Linked DNA regions of Homo sapiens: region 1 is linked to region 2. A link is a loop called in an ENCODE intact Hi-C map of the cell type or tissue named here. Cell type or tissue: GM12878. All regions are shown on one strand. Links, peaks and the distances in the headings refer to the core of each region. The heading gives the core; the rest is flanking DNA. Region 1 overlaps KCNMB2 (potassium calcium-activated channel subfamily M regulatory beta subunit 2). Region 2 overlaps LINC01014 (long intergenic non-protein coding RNA 1014).

What was found. Hi-C counts contacts between places; a loop is a spot of excess contacts. Peaks named below come from ENCODE experiments on the same cell type or tissue, not always from the same donor. Only the 100,000 strongest peaks of a DNase experiment are listed, where the experiment ranks them.
Region 1: a loop joins it to region 2, with 2.7 times the contacts of the local background. A loop is called at or near these places in 2 of 110 quality-filtered maps.

What each region holds. Positions count from the first base shown.
Region 1 is chr3:178,606,080-178,609,001 of GRCh38, forward strand. All of the region lies in intron 1 of KCNMB2 (potassium calcium-activated channel subfamily M regulatory beta subunit 2), which reads left to right. All of the region lies in intron 5 of KCNMB2-AS1 (KCNMB2 antisense RNA 1), which reads right to left. Among named protein-coding and RNA genes, the nearest start is that of KCNMB2, 71 kb to the left of the region's middle. In GM12878, for the core only: no CTCF peak of the experiment used is centred there; no DNase peak of the experiment used is centred there.
Region 2 is chr3:178,442,704-178,445,625 of GRCh38, forward strand. The region is part of intron 1 of LINC01014 (long intergenic non-protein coding RNA 1014); the gene reads left to right. Among named protein-coding and RNA genes, the nearest start is that of LINC01014, 25 kb to the left of the region's middle. In GM12878, for the core only: a CTCF peak has its summit at 1,092 (motif pointing right); no DNase peak of the experiment used is centred there.

The DNA.
Region 1 (2,922 bases), core at 210-2,709, 160 kb after region 2:
GGAAGGAGATAGGAAGGAATGAAGGGAGGCTGTCAGACTTCTTACGTCTTATAGGACAGGACCAATCTTATAGATACGTTTTATAGTATAGGACCTATTCAGCTGCAAATGTGCACTATTGAAGACAAGGGAAGAAGAACCCCAAAAGCAATTCAAATATCATCAGAGATGCCTCTTCAGTTACAAAAAGTGGAGCCATTGCCTGAGTTTCAACTGGTTAGACAGGTTCTGCCCAAAGCTGTGGGTCCATAGAGAGGTACCTCCCCAACTAGTGGACCTAGAGGGCAGAGCCACAAGCCAAAGAGGATTATTCTGCAGCTGTAAGACCTCATGAAGTTTCCCTTGTAGCCTGGACTTATTTTGAATGTGTTATGCCTTTCTTCTTTCCTATTTCTTTTTTTTTTTTTTTTGTGGAAATTTCTTTCCTTTGTCTGAGCCATCTTTGAATTTTGGAAGTACATAATTTGTTTGGTTTCACAAGCTCACAGCTGGAGAGCAATTTGTCTCTGGATGAATCATACCTTGAGTCTCACCCATCTCTGGGGCTATGATGATCCCTTTAATGTATTTTGCATGTAAGAAGGACATGATTTGGGGGTGGGGGCAGAAGCTGAATAATATAGATTGAATGTTTGCATCCCCCCCACCAAATTCATAAGTTAAAATCCTCATCCCTAATATGATGGTATTAAGAGGTAAGGGGCTTTGGTAGGAGAGTAAGTCACAAGGGCAGAGCCCTTACAAATGGGATTTGAGCTATAGAGAAAGCTTCAATCTCGGGAAATACAAGATGAGATACCAGAAAGCTCTCTCTCCCCTTCCATCATGTGAAGACACAGCAAAAAGACAGCCATCTATGAACCAATAAGTAGTCCCTCACTAGACATTGAATCTGCCAGCACTTTGATCTAGGACTTCCCAGCCTTCAGAACTGTGAGAAATAAATTTCTGCTGTTTATAAGCAACCCAGCTTATGGTAGTTTATTATAGCAGCCTGAATAGACTAAAACAGGACCAGGTCCAAGGTCAGATTTAGGACGAGTGTTATTTCCACTGGAGCATATTCCTCTTAAAGAGAGGTTAAGACAACACAAAGAACTGAATATAGAAACTTAATGGTGATTCGGGTGTAAAAAACATCGGGGCAGGTATACAGTGCAGTGGCAAAGGGTTAGATCTCCTAGAAGAAAGATATTTTGACGGAGCCCTAAAGATTCTGAAACATGTGGAAAGGCTAAGTTGATAATAAATTAAGAAATCAAAAGACAGGCAGGATTGTGGATGGAGTATGTCAGTGGTCATTTAAAATCCATGTTTTTGTTTTTAAAATGCCTGCAAACCTCTTCAAACCTCTGATTACAACAACCTGTTAACTTCTTGTTCTAGACTGCCCAGATTTCAGGACTACAGAGTTGTGTTTCTCAGTCTCTGTAATGTAGGCATTGTATCTTATCTGAGAGTTTATATACAGGATTGCCAAGGTAGTGATCAAAGTAAATGCAATTGTCAATTTAATTAGCATTAGTCCCTCCAAATTCATTGTGCATGCGTGTGTGTGTGTGTGTGTGTGTGTATGTGTGCATAAACACATACAAGTTTGTGTTTCAGGTTTGCTAACTGGCTTATTAGCAAATACTAAAGACAAAGCTTTAAGAAAGCATTCATAATTTCTTGGGTCAGCTACTGAGTATCTAACATAAGTAATTTCCTTCTATGCTCTGTTATCTTGTTAATACAGTCATTTAAAATGAGATTTTCTTTATAGGTTTTAATGAAAAGAACAGATCAATTTTTATGGGATCCATGTTCCTACTCAGCTAGCAAGAATGAACACCATTTCTCTAGTAGTTCTAAGATTCTTCCTTAAGTAAAATTTTAATGTTTAGGAGACACAGAGCACACAAAGGGAGTAAAAGAGCTTAAAAATGTGAGTTTATATTTTGAATCATCCTAAACAAGCACAGAAATATACATGAGAGGAAGTAAAATTATAGTCACAGGATAGAGAGACTTTGAAAGAGGTAAGAGCAAAATAGACAAAATCAGAAAATTAAATTCAAACTTCTAAAGTAAAGCAACAGACACTATGAATGCTTTGGAGAAAAACTGGACTTTGTGGGATTTTTAACCCATGAAGGAAAGTAAACAAGGATGCAAGAGCATTTTATAATTTTACCCATAGGCTGGCAATAATCATTTATTCCTGCAGGACATGGAGTTAAAATTGAAGTGCTCAAATTGGCTCTGAATTCTCTCATTAAAACTGTCCTAAAATATACATAGGGTTGATTGTATTTTTAATTTATCCTTTTTTTAATTTTTGTGGGTACATAGTAGGTGCATATATTTATTGAGTACATGAGATGTTTTGATAGAGGCATGCAGCATGAAATAAGCACAATAATAGAGAATGGGCTATCCATCCATCAAAGTATTTATCCATTGAGTTACAAACAATCCAATTACACTCTATTTTAAAATGTACAATTAAGTTATCATTGACAATAATCACCCTATTGTGCTATTGAATAGTAGGTCTTATTTATTCTTTCTATTTTTTGTACCTATTTCCACTGCCCCCTCAGCCCCCAACTACCCTTCCCAGCTCCTGGGAACCACTCTTCTACTCTCTGGGTCCATGAGTTCAATTGTTCTGATTTTTAGATCCCACAAATAAGTGAGAATATGCAGTTTGTCTTTCTGTGCCTCCAGTTCTATGTTGCTACAAATGACTGTATCGCATCCTTTTTTATGGTTAAATAGTACTCCATTGTGTACGTATACCACATTTTTCTTTACCTGTTTATCTGTTGATGGACACTTAGGTTGCTTCCAAATCTTAGCTATTGTAAACCATGCTGCGACAAACACAGGAGTGCAACTATCTCTTCAATATACTGATTTCCTTTCTTTTGGGTACAT
Region 2 (2,922 bases), core at 124-2,623:
CAAATTATGTGGTCGTTATGAACCAAGGTCAATGCATCTATTGAGCAGTTTCCATCACGAGTGTCTCTCCAAAGAGTTGTTTTTTTATTCTCTCCCATGAAGTCTAAATCCAAAAAGCATCTAGATCAATGCAGTTCAAGATAAAGGCTGGGCTCTACATGGATGAATGTGAGTTTGCACAAGGAGCTGTCAGTGGATAATTACCGTTTCCGCAATCTACATCAGTAACTCCTAAAGCCTCACCTAAGTAGCCATACAAATATAAGTAAAAATAGAATGCTTGTTACTTTGATACAACTTCCAGGCAGGTTGCCCATCACTTAGCACCTCCCCAAAATCCAGTGTCTTCTCTAGACTTCTCTATATAGAAATGTGACCTAAGTAGAATTTCTGCATAATATTTTTAAGGGAGGAGTTTTGAGAAAGAGAAAAGTTATCTCAGAAACTAGGACTTAAAGTATAATTTTAAAAAAGAGGAAAAAAAGGTAGGAATGAATAAAAAGATACTATGTTTCTGCTAGCAAACAATTTATATTTTAACTAAGTAGATAATTATTTTAAAAAGCAATTAATAAGAGACAGTTAGACAAGACCCTTTGGTTTAATGCTCTGCTGCTGCCATCTTGAAATTCTTAATGATTTTTAAACAAAGGGTCCCATGTTTCCTTGTATTGGGCTCCACAAAGTATGTCTCTACTCTTGCCTGTGATATGGGAGTCCTCAGATGGGCAGGCATTGCATGCACAACTGGTCAAGGAAAGCAAATGGAAAAGAAAGACTTAATCCAGGCTTTAAATAAAATTTAGGAGGTAAATAATTTAGGCAAGGGGAGGGGGGAGACTTAAAATTCTGAATTAATACTCTTCCTGGGAAAACAGCAAAAAAAGTAATAATAATAAATTAAAATTAAAGCCTAAAATTAATCTCCCAAAATGGTTTCAAAAAATAAGTTACTCTGTTTAGGCTTTGCCTGTTTTCTCTGACTTAAATAGCTAGTATATTTACTTAAATCTACATTGTTGCTTCAGCTTCCAGAAAGGATTTATTATTGTACACAGACCATGAAATAAGTTCATAATTATCAGAGAATTCCACAAGGTGTCAGCCTCAAGCTAAAATGATAAATCCAACGCTGGGAAATAGTTTTAATTTTAAGAAATGAAGATTTGAAGTCTCCATTTTGAATTCTGTGTCTGGGGCCTGTAGTAATGTAGCAGCCCCTATTTGTTGGGTGCCTCGTACATGCTAGGCACTTAACATACATTATTTCTAATCTTTAAAATAACCCTGTGCTATGGTGTGAATGTTTATGTTCCCCCCCAAATTCATATATTGAAATCCTAAGCCCATTGTGATGTTTTCAGGAGGTGGGGCCTTTGGGAAGAGATTAAGTCATGGGGCAGAGCCCTTATGAATGGAATTAGCATCCCTAACAAAAAAGGCACAGGGGAGCTTATTTGCCCCTTCCACCTTGTGGGGATGCAGCTAGAAGGCACCATCTATGAGGGAGCAGGCCCTCGCCAGACACCGAATCTTCATGCACCTTGATCTTGGACTTCCCAGACTCCAGAACTGTGAGAAATAAATTTTTCTTGTTTATAAACCACCCAGTCTATAATATTCTGTTACAGGTGCCCGAATGGACTGAGATATCTCTATTGATTTTAATCCCCATTTTACAAATGAAAAAATATGGTTAATGAGTGTTAAGTCAATTTCTCAAGGCATACAGCCAGAATCAATATTCAAAGACAAAACTATCTGAACCCAAATCCTGTGCAATTTCTGCCATACTGCCTCAAGGCCTCAAACAAACAAAGCAGTAAAAAGAGTTCAAGAATGGATATAAAACAAACTCTGGGACTGTCTCCTGTCCAGGCTCTATTCTACAGCAGCTAAGGGTGCTGGACCGTCACACTGGACCTAATAAACATCAACCCAGCAGCTCCTGTCTCCTGGGTTTTTGAGCACAATAGGGCCGCCCACCAGGGCAACTCCCAGGCTATAGAACCCTGCAAAAGGGCATTTCAATATCCACTGGTTTTTATCATCATCTATTATTATTGTTATCTAGTATTGTATAAGTTTCAAAGTAATGTTTGGTGTAAATCATAAGCATTAATATTACTGTTGCTTCCAGATGTTCCTGATTTCCCAATCACACCAGCAGGAATTTCTGCTCTCAGGAGCCTCCTCTATAGCTGTAGTTTCTTGACCCAGACCTACAAACTCAGCCCTTTGCCTTCTGAAGCTCTGGGGCCATTCTTCCCTTATTTAGAAGGTGATTCAATATTAAGCTTACGGCTGGTTGTTCTGTGCAACATTGTAGTTGAACCTTAGACAAGCCCCTGTCCGTCCCAGGCTCTTGTCATTTGGACCCATTGCTTTGTTGTGCTGAACTTGAATCCATGCCTTGGGAAGGCAACAACTAGCATGAGGATTAATATCTCTGGCTCTGAGTTTGAGTCCCAGTACCATCACTTTTAGGGTGACCAACCATCCTGGTTTGCCTAGGATTGTCCCGGTTTCAGCACCAAAAAGTCCAGGATCCCATGAAATTCCTCAGTCACAGGCAAACGGAGATGGTGAGTCACCCGAAGTTTACTTCCTAACTGTGCAACCTTGAGCAAGTCACCTAACCTCTCAGGGCCTGATATGTAAAATAGGTAAAATACTAATATTTACTTTATCACATCATTTTGAAGATTAGATGAGTTATGTATACAGTGCTTAGCATAGAATAAGCATGCAATACATTTTAGTTAATAATATTATTACTCTTGGCCCGCTAGTACTCACTCAGCCTATCATTCTTCTAGAGCTCCTAGGACTGGAAGATTGCTTTGTTCTTGCCAATCATTTCCAAGAAAGGGAAGTCCTGCCCTAGAGCCCAAGATAAAAAATTGGGGCCCTTCCTGCCCT